2 separate regions of the Homo sapiens genome follow, and region 1 is linked to region 2. The links are chromatin contacts, found by Hi-C or POLR2A ChIA-PET in ENCODE. All regions are on one chromosome and are shown on one strand. The core of a region is the stretch at or near the end of the contact, and the rest is flanking DNA. Distances in the headings are between cores, read along the strand shown. Region 1 overlaps SRGAP1 (SLIT-ROBO Rho GTPase activating protein 1). Region 2 overlaps SRGAP1 (SLIT-ROBO Rho GTPase activating protein 1).

What was found. A loop is a pair of places that touch in the nucleus more often than their neighbours do. ChIA-PET counts read pairs that join two places held with the same protein, here RNA polymerase II (POLR2A).
Region 1: a loop to region 2 is called in a map of endothelial cell of umbilical vein, with 2.4 times the contacts of the local background. The contact joins two enhancer-like sites. A Hi-C loop is called at or near these places in 5 of 168 maps with a recorded cell type or tissue (Caco-2, Right ventricle myocardium inferior, endothelial cell of umbilical vein and 2 more). POLR2A ChIA-PET finds 5 or more read pairs at or near these places in 4 of 52 experiments (MCF 10A, PC-9, Panc1 and 1 more).

The regions. Positions count from the first base shown.
Region 1 is chr12:64,157,475-64,162,646 of GRCh38, forward strand. It overlaps SRGAP1 (SLIT-ROBO Rho GTPase activating protein 1), which reads left to right. Exons shown (of 22, transcript NM_020762.4): 22 at 1-4,743. Among named protein-coding and RNA genes, the nearest start is that of KICS2, 62 kb to the right of the region's middle. Within about 2 kb of position 3,362, at least 3 of the 41 ENCODE cell types and tissues checked have a DNase peak (open chromatin) inside an H3K27ac peak, as active enhancers do.
Region 2 is chr12:64,097,287-64,102,716 of GRCh38, forward strand. It overlaps SRGAP1 (SLIT-ROBO Rho GTPase activating protein 1), which reads left to right. Exons shown (of 22, transcript NM_020762.4): 15 at 1-89. It overlaps LOC105369798 (a long non-coding RNA gene), which reads right to left. Exons shown (of 2, transcript XR_945018.2): 2 at 2,134-2,357. Among named protein-coding and RNA genes, the nearest start is that of KICS2, 120 kb to the right of the region's middle. Within about 2 kb of position 2,270, at least 7 of the 41 ENCODE cell types and tissues checked have a DNase peak (open chromatin) inside an H3K27ac peak, as active enhancers do.

The DNA.
Region 1 (5,172 bases), core at 2,112-4,611, 61 kb after region 2:
CAAATAAGTAAATTATATTAACATGTACAAATTTATTAAAAATACTCTTTCAATTCCTTCTCTCTGCCTGACATTGTTCTTCCTGGAAATGAGTCTACAAAATCAACATTAAGGAAAAAATGATCAGGATTCAATAAATTCTGGATAGAAAAAAGAATAAAATGTCTTTAAAAATTTATATTTCAAGTGTGTGGGGGCAATAAAGAGGCCAGATAATAGTAGTTAAATGTGGGGCTCTGTAGGCAATAGATCTAGGTCAGATACTGGCTCAATTGTTAGCTGTGTGATTTCACAAGAGATAACTGATGCTAGCTGCTGTAACAAACAACCCCCCAAACTCAGTAACACAATCAAGCTGAATTTCTCCTTCACATCACAACTTGGTGTGGATCGGGCAGGTGACTCAGGGTTCTGGGCTCCTTCCATTTTTTTTGTTGCTGCCACCTTAGTACGTGGCCACCATGAAGAGGAAGAGAAAGCACTTGCAATGATGTGAGGTTTTCTGTCTTGGTATGGAGGAGACATGAATCACTACTGTACATGTCCAAGTCACATGGCAAGGGAGGCCAGGAAATGTCATCTTCCTATAATGCAAGAAAAAGAACCCAGGGCCGGGCACAGTGGCTCACGCCTATAATCCCCACAATTTGGGAGGCTGAGGCAAGAGGATTGCTTGAGCCCAGAGCAATTAAACACTGCCTGGTGCATAGTTAGTGCTCAAGAATTGTGCTATAATCAATGTTACTAAATTATCTAGGATTAGATGTTTCTAAATTAAAACTATTTCCTGCTTTGTATTTGTCCTTTATTCCAAAAACTTAAAAATTTCTCATTTCTGGTTTGTCAGGGATGAAATACTAAAGCAACTTCATGGATTGTGATTTCAAGTATATGAAAAGTTTAAGACCCAATTGCTTTTGAAGGAGATTCATCTAGAAAAACCAGGGATTCAAACCCAACACATCGGGTGCTAAAGTCTACCCTCTTAGTTGACATAGAATTAAATTAAAATCAGTATTGATTGGATTATGCTTTGATAAAAATGTAACTTCATTTAAGTCTAGTAAATAATTAGGATTATGAGGTCAGGAGTTTGAGACCAGCCTGGCCAATATGGTGAAACCCCGTCTCTACTAATGATACGAAAATTAGCCGGGCATGGTGGCGTGCACCTGTAGTCCCAGCTACTCGGGAGGCTGAGGCAGAAGTATCACTTGAACCCGGGAGGTGGACGTTGCAGTGAGCCAAGATCGCACCACTGCACTCCAGCCTGGGTGACAGGGTGAGACTCCATCTTAAGAAGAAAAAAAAAGCAATTACTTTTGCACCAACCTAATAAAAATGAAAAATCCCAATGAAAATGCATGAATATCATGTGCCTTGACAACTTACGGAGCATTTGGAACATGTCAAACAGTAATCAGAGGTCAGGTTGAGGAAAAAATGATAAGAACCCTCTCTGCCCCACCATTCACATCATTCAGTGGATCTATGTACTAAATCTAGCCAGTGGGTTGTGAGCAAAAATGATCTGTGTCACTTGTGGGTTAAAATATAAAAGAGTGCTAGGCACACTGGCTCGCACCTGTAATCCCAGCACTTTGGGAGGCTAAGTGGGAGGATCGCTTGAGCCTAGGAGTTCAAGACCAGCCTGGGCAACATAGCAAGACCCCATCCCTACAAAACAGTTTTTTAAAAAACTAGCTGTAGGGCAGGCACGGTGGTTCACACCTGTAATCCCAGAACTTTAGAAGGCCGAGGTGGGTGGATCACTTGAGGTCAGGAGTTCAGGACCAACCTGACCAACATGGTGAAACCCCATCTCTACTAAAAATACAAAATTAGCCAGGCGTGGTGGCGCATGCCTGTAATCCCAGCTACTCAGGAGGCTGAGGCAGGAGACTTGCTTTAACCCAGGAAGCGGAGGTTGCAGTGAGCCAAGATTGCACCATTGCACTCCAACCTGGGCAACAAAAGTGAAACTCCATCTCAACAAACAAACAAACAAACAAACAGTAGCTGGTTGTGGTGGTGTGTGACTGTGATCCCAGCTACTTGGGAGGCTGAAGTGAAAGGATCGCTTGAGCCTGGGAGGTAGACGCTGCAGTGAGCTGAGATCATACCTCTGCACTTCAGCCTGGGTGACAGAGTGAGATCCTGTCTCAAAAAATAATAACAATAACGTATGAGAGAGGATTCAAGCTTTCCAAGCAGTCTCTTCCCCTGCCATGGCACTCATAGAAGCCTCCCGTTAAGATGGCAGAGCTGTAATGCTAGAAAAGCACAGACTGTTAAGTCACTGCATGGAGGATGGTCATCCTGGAGAATTGTTTGGACTCGAGTGGACTCTACAACAGCAGGAAATAAACTACTGTTATATCAAGCTACTGACATTGAGAATTAGGTTGCATAGTTATGCCACAGCATAATGTAGCCTTTCCTGATGCATACAATTACTTTTCCTTTCTTTTTTCTTTTCCCTGGAGTTCATAATTACCTTTGTTTCATTTGCTTAGCTTTCTATTTACATAAATAGGTAAAAATTCCTTCTCAAAAATCTTTTACAGAAGTGTTCTCAAACTCAATGCATTGAAACATGCTATAGTTTATAAATCTTGGATCCATCACTTAAAGAGGCATTTGACCTGTTTCAGTATGGATAAGTTGTTCTCTAAGTCTACTGCATAGCTGAGAGCCTAAGATCTCTGGGGACTCACTCCACTTTTCTCTTGAGTTGGTTCCACTATTTCCTGGAACCTCATACAGCCATCTCAGCTAGTCATGACTGACCTAGATTTAACACAGTATATCCTTAATCAGCTTCCTGATTGAGAGTGTATTTTGAGACATTCCATGTCTAGAAAGTGTCTTTATCTCACATGTAATTGTGATAGTCTGGCTGAGTATAAAATCTTACTTAGGATGTTAACTTAAAATCAATGTGGTCAAGGAAAGGAGGAAAAATATGTCCTCCTAGTAATTCCCAGTGTAAGTGGAAATGACCCAGCCCTAGATTTACTTGGCTTTAGTTTCCATCACCATAGATTTCTCAATCAAAAGGCAAATATATCTCATATGTCGGAAGATTAATGTATGAATAATCAGTACCACTGGCATATGGCTACTCTCCTATTTTCCTTACCCCTTTGTCTTCACAAGGAAGCCCAGACTCTGTTTGCCAGTGGCTGGGTCCTGGGGCCGATAACTTCAAGCTAAACATTCAATATCAGTATGGTAGGTGAGGAAGATTTTCTCAGAGTGGCTCATTATCTGGAAAGTGTAAGAATGAGGTGGCAGAAAGAGGTAGAAACAGCATGAAAAGGCAGAGCCAAGGAGAGATCGACAAACAAGAAGGATTGTGCCCATATTTCTCTATTCTCTCTAGCATTATGAATCATTTCCCCTCAGGATTTTGGAGATGTTGCATCAGTGTTGCTACCGAACATTCCAAAGCCATTCTAATTCTGTTACTTTGTATGTTCTTTTTTTTCCCTATACATAATTTACTATTGCATGTTTTTCTCAGGGTTTCTGAAATTTCAGAATATCCTGATGTGGATCTATTTTGATTCATTGTACTGAAGACCATTTCAGCCCATCTTACACTTTGATTCTGGAAAGTCTTCTTTTCCCTGGAGCTTATAATTACTTTTATTTCATTTGCTTAGCTTTCTATGTACATAAGTAGATAAAAATTAATTCATTCTCAAAATCTTCCACAGAAATGCTTTCAAACTCAATGCATTAAAAACATGCTATAGTTTATAAACCTTCTTGGATCTATCAAGGAAGATTTATTTGATTATTTTATCTCCTCCATTCCATCTGTTTTCTTATAATTCCTAATATTTGGAGGTTGGACCTCATGAACTGATCCTATAATTTTACTAATTTTCCTCCAGTTTTTCATCTATTTGACTTTTTGCTCTATTTTCAGGGAAATATCCTCAACTTTATCTGCTAACTCTTCTGTTAAGTACTTTATTTCTGCTCTCATGCTTTTAATTTCCAAAAGCTCTTTTTGTGAGCTGGCTGTTCATTTTTTTATAGAATCCTGTCCTTATTTGACAGGTCCTATATATTTTTTTATTTTGAGATTATTAGTGATAGTTCTTCTAAGTTTTCTTCTCTCTGCACACTGTATTTCCTCTAAGTTGCTTTTTTAAATTTTTGACCTGTGTTTGCTTTGCTTTCGTTTATGTTACAGGCTTTCCTAAAATTCCTGGTGATCCTTGGCTATCTGCTCGAATTTAAAAACAAGCACTAAAGAAGGGCACTAAAAAACAGATTGTCATAGCAGTATTATCCATAATAGCCAAATGATAGAAGCAATGCAAATGTCCATCAACAGAGGGACAAATGAATAAGCAAATGTGGTATATTGATACAATGGAATACTATTCTGTAATGAAGATGGGAAAGAACGGAGTACTGATACACGCTACAACATGGGTAAACTGAAAACATTATTACGTGAAATAAGCCAGTCATAAACCACATATTGTGTATATTTTATCCATAAGAAATGTTCAGAATAGGCAAATCTATAAAAATACAAAGTAGATTTGTAGTTGCTGAGGGCTGGGAAAAGGGTTTGGGGAGAGAAATGACTGCTAATGGGAGTATGGGATGTTCTTTTGGGGCTGATAAAATGTTCCAAAATTCATTGTGTGATAACTACACATCTGTAAATATACTAAAAACCACTGAATTGTATCCAATAAAGTACTAAATTGTATGATATATGAATTATACCTCAATAATGCTCATTACCCTCCCCCTACCCCATTAGGTACCGGGCTGCACAGCAGGGGGTAAGTGACCATTACCGCCTGAGTTCTGCCTCCTGTCAGATCAGCCAAGGCTGATTCTCATGGGAGGGTGAACCCTACTGTGAACTGCACAATTGAGGGATCTAGGTTGTGCGCTCCTTATGACAATCTAATCCCCCTAAATCCCACTATCATCTGTGGAAAAATTGTCTTCCACAAAACCGGTCTCTGGTGCCAAAAAGGTTGGGAACTACTGCTCTAGAAAGTAAATCTCCAAGTCTCCTGGTAGAGCAATAAGGAGTATATTTGCCTGGCCACATGGAGTTGGAAAATATATTGAGACTTAACTGCTTCTTATAGCTACAAATATCCCTGTTTCAGCCTCACCTCACAGAAATAT
Region 2 (5,430 bases), core at 1,020-3,519:
AGTTGCTGGCGTTCTGAAGCTCTATTTCCGTGGGCTGGAAAACCCCCTCTTTCCTAAGGAAAGATTTAACGATCTGATTTCTTGTATCAGTAAGTGGACATTTTTTTCATCTTTTCCCACAAGAATTATTTCACTAGCTAACTTCCTGGAAAAGGCAGTGGCCCCCCTCCATACACCCCCACCCCCATTACCCCATTACCACCATATTTCTGGGACCATTTGTTTTCTTTCTGGATCCAGTGCGAGTCATCCTCCCAGCTGTGGCCTCACCCTCGGCTGAGTGGGCTTTCCTCCTGAACATCCTCTGGCTCCAGAAAGCCAGGAGCTTCCCACTCATGGCTGGAATTGAGCAGAAAGCCAGGTGCCAGCTGCCTAAGGGAAAGGAGGAAGTTGTAAGCTGGGAAATGTGACCTTTTCTTGGCTTTTGATTCTTGGTTTTTCTCAACCAATTTTAGGAGTGGGGTAATTTATCCATCTTTCAATGTTATTTCAAGAAATGGATAAAATGAAATCAAAGATCCTTATTACAGTGCAGGAACACCAGGTGGTAATTATCTGTCAGTGGGCAACCCAAGCTAATAGGCAGAGTTGCTCTGGGATTGTGTATGACATATTATGAAACCGATAATCATTGGCAAAGTAAAGCATTGCTGTTTACTTCAGTGGGGGCTTTTTGACACTATACAAAGGAAGGTGAAAATAATGATACCATGAATTAATTATTAGCCACAATCAAGATCCATGCATCTAAAAATACAGTGTCCCTTTTAAGTCCGAGTTCCCAGCAAGAGTCTAGAGCTGACTTCAATCACTTAGGCTTCATAAGAATCAACTTTTTACTCTTAATAAAGAAATCTCCGTACAGTCCCTCCACCCCCCATCTGAATCAACAAGTCCTATTGATCTGCCCTCAAAAAAAACATCTCACTACTCATCCCTCCTTCCCCATCCCCATCACCTTGGTTTCTCACTGGGGATAGTTAGAGTGTCTTAAATGGACTCTACTTCTAGATTTTGCCTTCTTTTCCCAACCCCTACCCCCTGGCCCTGCATTCTCACACTGCAGCTAGAGTTAAAAAAAAAAAAAAAACTGGGTTGCTTGCTTTCTCCCCTTTTTAAAACCTATTTCAATATAAAAGCAAACTCCCCAAGGTGGGCTTATTGCTTGGTCTCCATTAGTTTGAGACCAGCCTGGGCAACATGGCAAAACCCCATCTCTACTAAAAATAAAAAATTAGCCAGGCATGGTGGCATGCACCTGGATTCCCAGCTTCTTGGGAGGCTGAAGCAGGAGGATCACTTGAGTCTGGCAGGCAGAGATTGCAGTGAGCCAAGATCGTGCCACTGCACTCCAGCCTCGGTGACAGAGCAAGACTCTGTCTCAAAAAAAAATAAAAAAATAAAAAAGCTAACTCCATGGCATGGCCAATTCATATAATTGAATTATTCCTCTCTCTGATCTCTGCTACTGCTGCACAGCCCTCTCCTGCTACCCTACCATATTTACTGTATATTTCAGCAGTAGCAGACTGTACATATGCTGGGCCATTTCCCACCTCCATCCACTTGCCTATGCTGTTTCCTCAGCTGTCCATGATAACCATTCAACATCTGCTGTGAAGGCTTTGCCAAATTGGCATTCCTCCCACAACTCTGTCCTCCCCACCACTCCAACCAGGATTAATCACTTTCTCCTCTCCCATTATTCTATTGGGTACGTATGTCCAGAATTTTTCTGATCTCCCCGCATTATAATTTTTTTAACCCCTCTGTCTCCTACTACTAGAAAATGAGTTTAGGCAGTAGGTTAAGAATAGAGGCTCTGGATTCAAAGAGCCTACTTCAGATCCTAGCTCTGTCACATACTCATCAGCTGTGTGACCTTAGTCAGGTTTCTTAAGCTCTCTGCATCTCAGTTTCCTCACCTATAAAATAGGGGGAACATTAATCCTTACATCATAGGGTTGTGAGAATTTAGTGAGTTAATATGTGTAAAATGCCAAGAAGAGTGCCTGGCACAGAATATGCTCAATGGAGTGCCCACAGTTAGCTCCACAGGCTTGTGGAGTAGTTTTGCAGCCCTAACATTTGTCCACTCCCGAAGGTTAGGAATTAGTTAATTCCTGGAGCATGTTAAGTTAAATAGAATTTATAGATGAAATGAATTGAAAAGTCAAGATTCCACCACGAGTTCTTTGTCTGGCATCAGTGCCTAGAGTCTTGGCTCCAGTTGGGTATGAATTTCCCGGTCATAATCCTCCCCAGTCTGATGTCCCATTGGAATTTAGAAGTACAGCTGCACGTCCATTCCACGGCCCTTGCGTAGCCTGAGTCATCACAATGAACCTCTGACCCAGCTGGAAAGAAATGAAAAGGAGGTGTTTCACTTCTGGAATTCTCCTTTGGCCATGTCCAAAGATTTCCCTCACATCCTAGCCAAAAAGCTTAAGTCTGGAAAAATAACAAGTGCTGTACAATGCTTAGTGGTTTTCTAGGTCCATACATCATGTCAGCTGTAACATGTACATGTACCAATTGGATAAAGAGTGTTGGGCCACATTGTCAGTTACCATTATAGAATCATTTCACACTTTTATTGGATGAAAAATATCATTTCATAGTGGTTTTTAATAACTGAGGCCATAGAGTCAGAAAGATCTAGGTTCAAATCCTAGCTTTACCACTTTCCAACTTTGTATAAACTTGGGCAAAGATTAATACTTAATCTTATTAAATAGCTGTTTCTTCACCTACTTCATAGAGTCTATGTGAAGAATAAATGAGACAGTCCATGTAAAGGGTTTCACATCATGCCTGGCACATAGTAACCCTCAGTAAGTGTTGCAAGCTGTCATCATTACTACTATTACAATTACTCTGACTATAAACTGTGGTCACATATGCCAATACCTGGGTTGGCCACTTATCAATCTGTCTGTTCTGCTAAGTATGTGTTTCTTTGGCATAATTAACTCACGTGAATTTAGAAATATTTGTGTTATCCTCAAGTTACATTGTTTCCAGCATGATTTTTCCCAGCACATTAAATACCTTGTAGCAATCAATGTCAAGCTTTCTCACAATTAGAGTCATATTTAGCAAATATGTAAACTACAAGGAAAAAATCTATGGAGATATCTCATGTAAGGGTACCTACAGTGCTCAAGTGCAAGTGAAGAAGCTACAATGACATTCCCTCCTGTATTAAAACAATGGATTAATCAAAATCAATGGATTCATAATCCTTGGATTTTAATAGGATTGTTAATGTTTTCATTAGTGCAGTAGTTACAAAGTTTCATAAATGTTGAGTAGTCTGCCCCAATCCTATTTTTCCCCATAAGTCTTGTTACTTTTAGTGCAAAGTTTTACAGAATGGCAGGTGTTTCAAAAACATACATATTGACACTAACAACCTCTTTATAGAACAACCCCTTTTCCTCCAACATGTAACCTCTTAAGAAAGAGAGGATTCTTGGATGTTATTATCTCTAAGCAAGCATTTTTTTCTTACCAATGTGACCATAATGCATTTTTCCTGGATTTTCCTGCATTTTTCCTGGATTTTCAATAAATCCTTTGAGTAGCATAATACATCTTTTATCATTGTATCCCCTTATCAATATTGCAGACTTTTGACGATTTGAACCAAGTTGATTAATAGTCTACAATGTATAAAACTGTCTAGGGATTCAGAGACTTGATTCTTGCATTTAAGAGGCTTAAAATGTAGTAGGAAAGGTAAGATATTTACAAATAAATGCAGGCTAAGTTAATATATGATAGAAACAAAGATTTTGAAATTTTAGAGGAAAGAGAGATCTGAGTGATAGATTGTTTTTACCCCTGTCATCTTGTAGCATTGCTGTAATTGGGTTTGATTTTCCCCATTAAAGTAATTTCACATGACAGTTATTTTGTATAGAAAAACTTCCCTTTTCATCTTTTCTAAGAGTTTGCATAAGGCACTGTAGCACCCACTACTTTTCGCTTCCGTATTTTTGGATTGTTTGGGGAAAGGGGTGTGTGTGTGTGTGTGTGTGTGTGTGTGTGTGTGTGTGTGTGATGAGTAGTTATCCAGCCATGTTTATGCTTTATGACCCTGAGTGACCACGTTCTTTGGAAGCTTACAAATATATGTAGTCAAAGGAAATTTATCTTAGCATTCTTTTTTTAAAAATATGCACTATTTGTTCCCCAATTTATTGTACATTTCTTTTTAAAGATTATTTATCTGGATGAAGACATAGTAAAACCAAATGCAACATAAATTTGAAGTGGCAAACTTGGTAGTTTCTCAGTTTCTCACCCAAGAGTTATTTTGTTTTGTTTTGTTTTGTTTTAACCATCCACTTTGTGAGTGGTTTTGTCAATGCTCCAGGTCATACCCACAAAGTCTGGGCAGCTTGTAGAATATCCCTGCATCATGGCTCTGAGATTTCCTAGGGCATAAGTTCAAGTGACTTGCCCTAGAAAAGCCACTCAAGTAATTCATGTTTTTTTTTCTGACTGCCTTAAGGCTGTGAGCCCAGATGAAACTTTTTCATTCCATTTTACATTAGGTGTTATTATTTAGGTGACTACTTGGATATGAGGAAACGGTTTCTTAAGGGAGAATTTTTCTTCCTATCACAAAACCAACATGTAGTTATTGTAGAGTACCTGAAAAATGCACAAAAGCACATAGAACAAAATATTGTCAACCAAAATTCCATAATTCCACTACCCAAAGAGAATCACTGGCATGTACACATTTTGTTTACAACAAACAACAACAAATACTATGTTTCATGTTAATATACAACATAACCACAATACCATTATCATACCCTTAAAACCAACAATAATTCCTTAAATCATCGAATGAGTAGTCAATGCTTTATTTATTAGGTTGGTGCAAAAGTTATTGCGGCTTTTGCCATTACTTTTAGTGGCAAAAAACACGATTAGTTTTGCACCAACCTAATGTTATGCAATTAACATGTTATCACTGTAGAAAAATTATAAACTAAGAACAAATCGTAATTTCTCTACACAGAGATAGTGATAACGTTTTTAGTATCTTTCCAGAGTTTTTCTACAGTACCTATGTACTTTGTAAAGCAGCTTTATTGAGATATAATTCTCATACTCTACAATTCATCCATTAAAGAGTACAGGCCAGTGGTTTTTAGTATAGTCACAGAATTATGCAACCATCACCACAATCAATTATAGTACATTTTTATTACCCCCAAAAGAAACCCCAGTTAGCAAACATTGGCAATTACTCCCCGTTTACTCATAACCACCACCACCCCCGGCCCTAGGCAATCACTAATCTACTTTCCGTCTCTATAGATTTGCCTGTTCTGGCCGTTTCATATGAATAGAATTATACAGTATGTTGTCCTTTGTGATTGGCTTTCACTTAGCATAATGTTTTCAAGG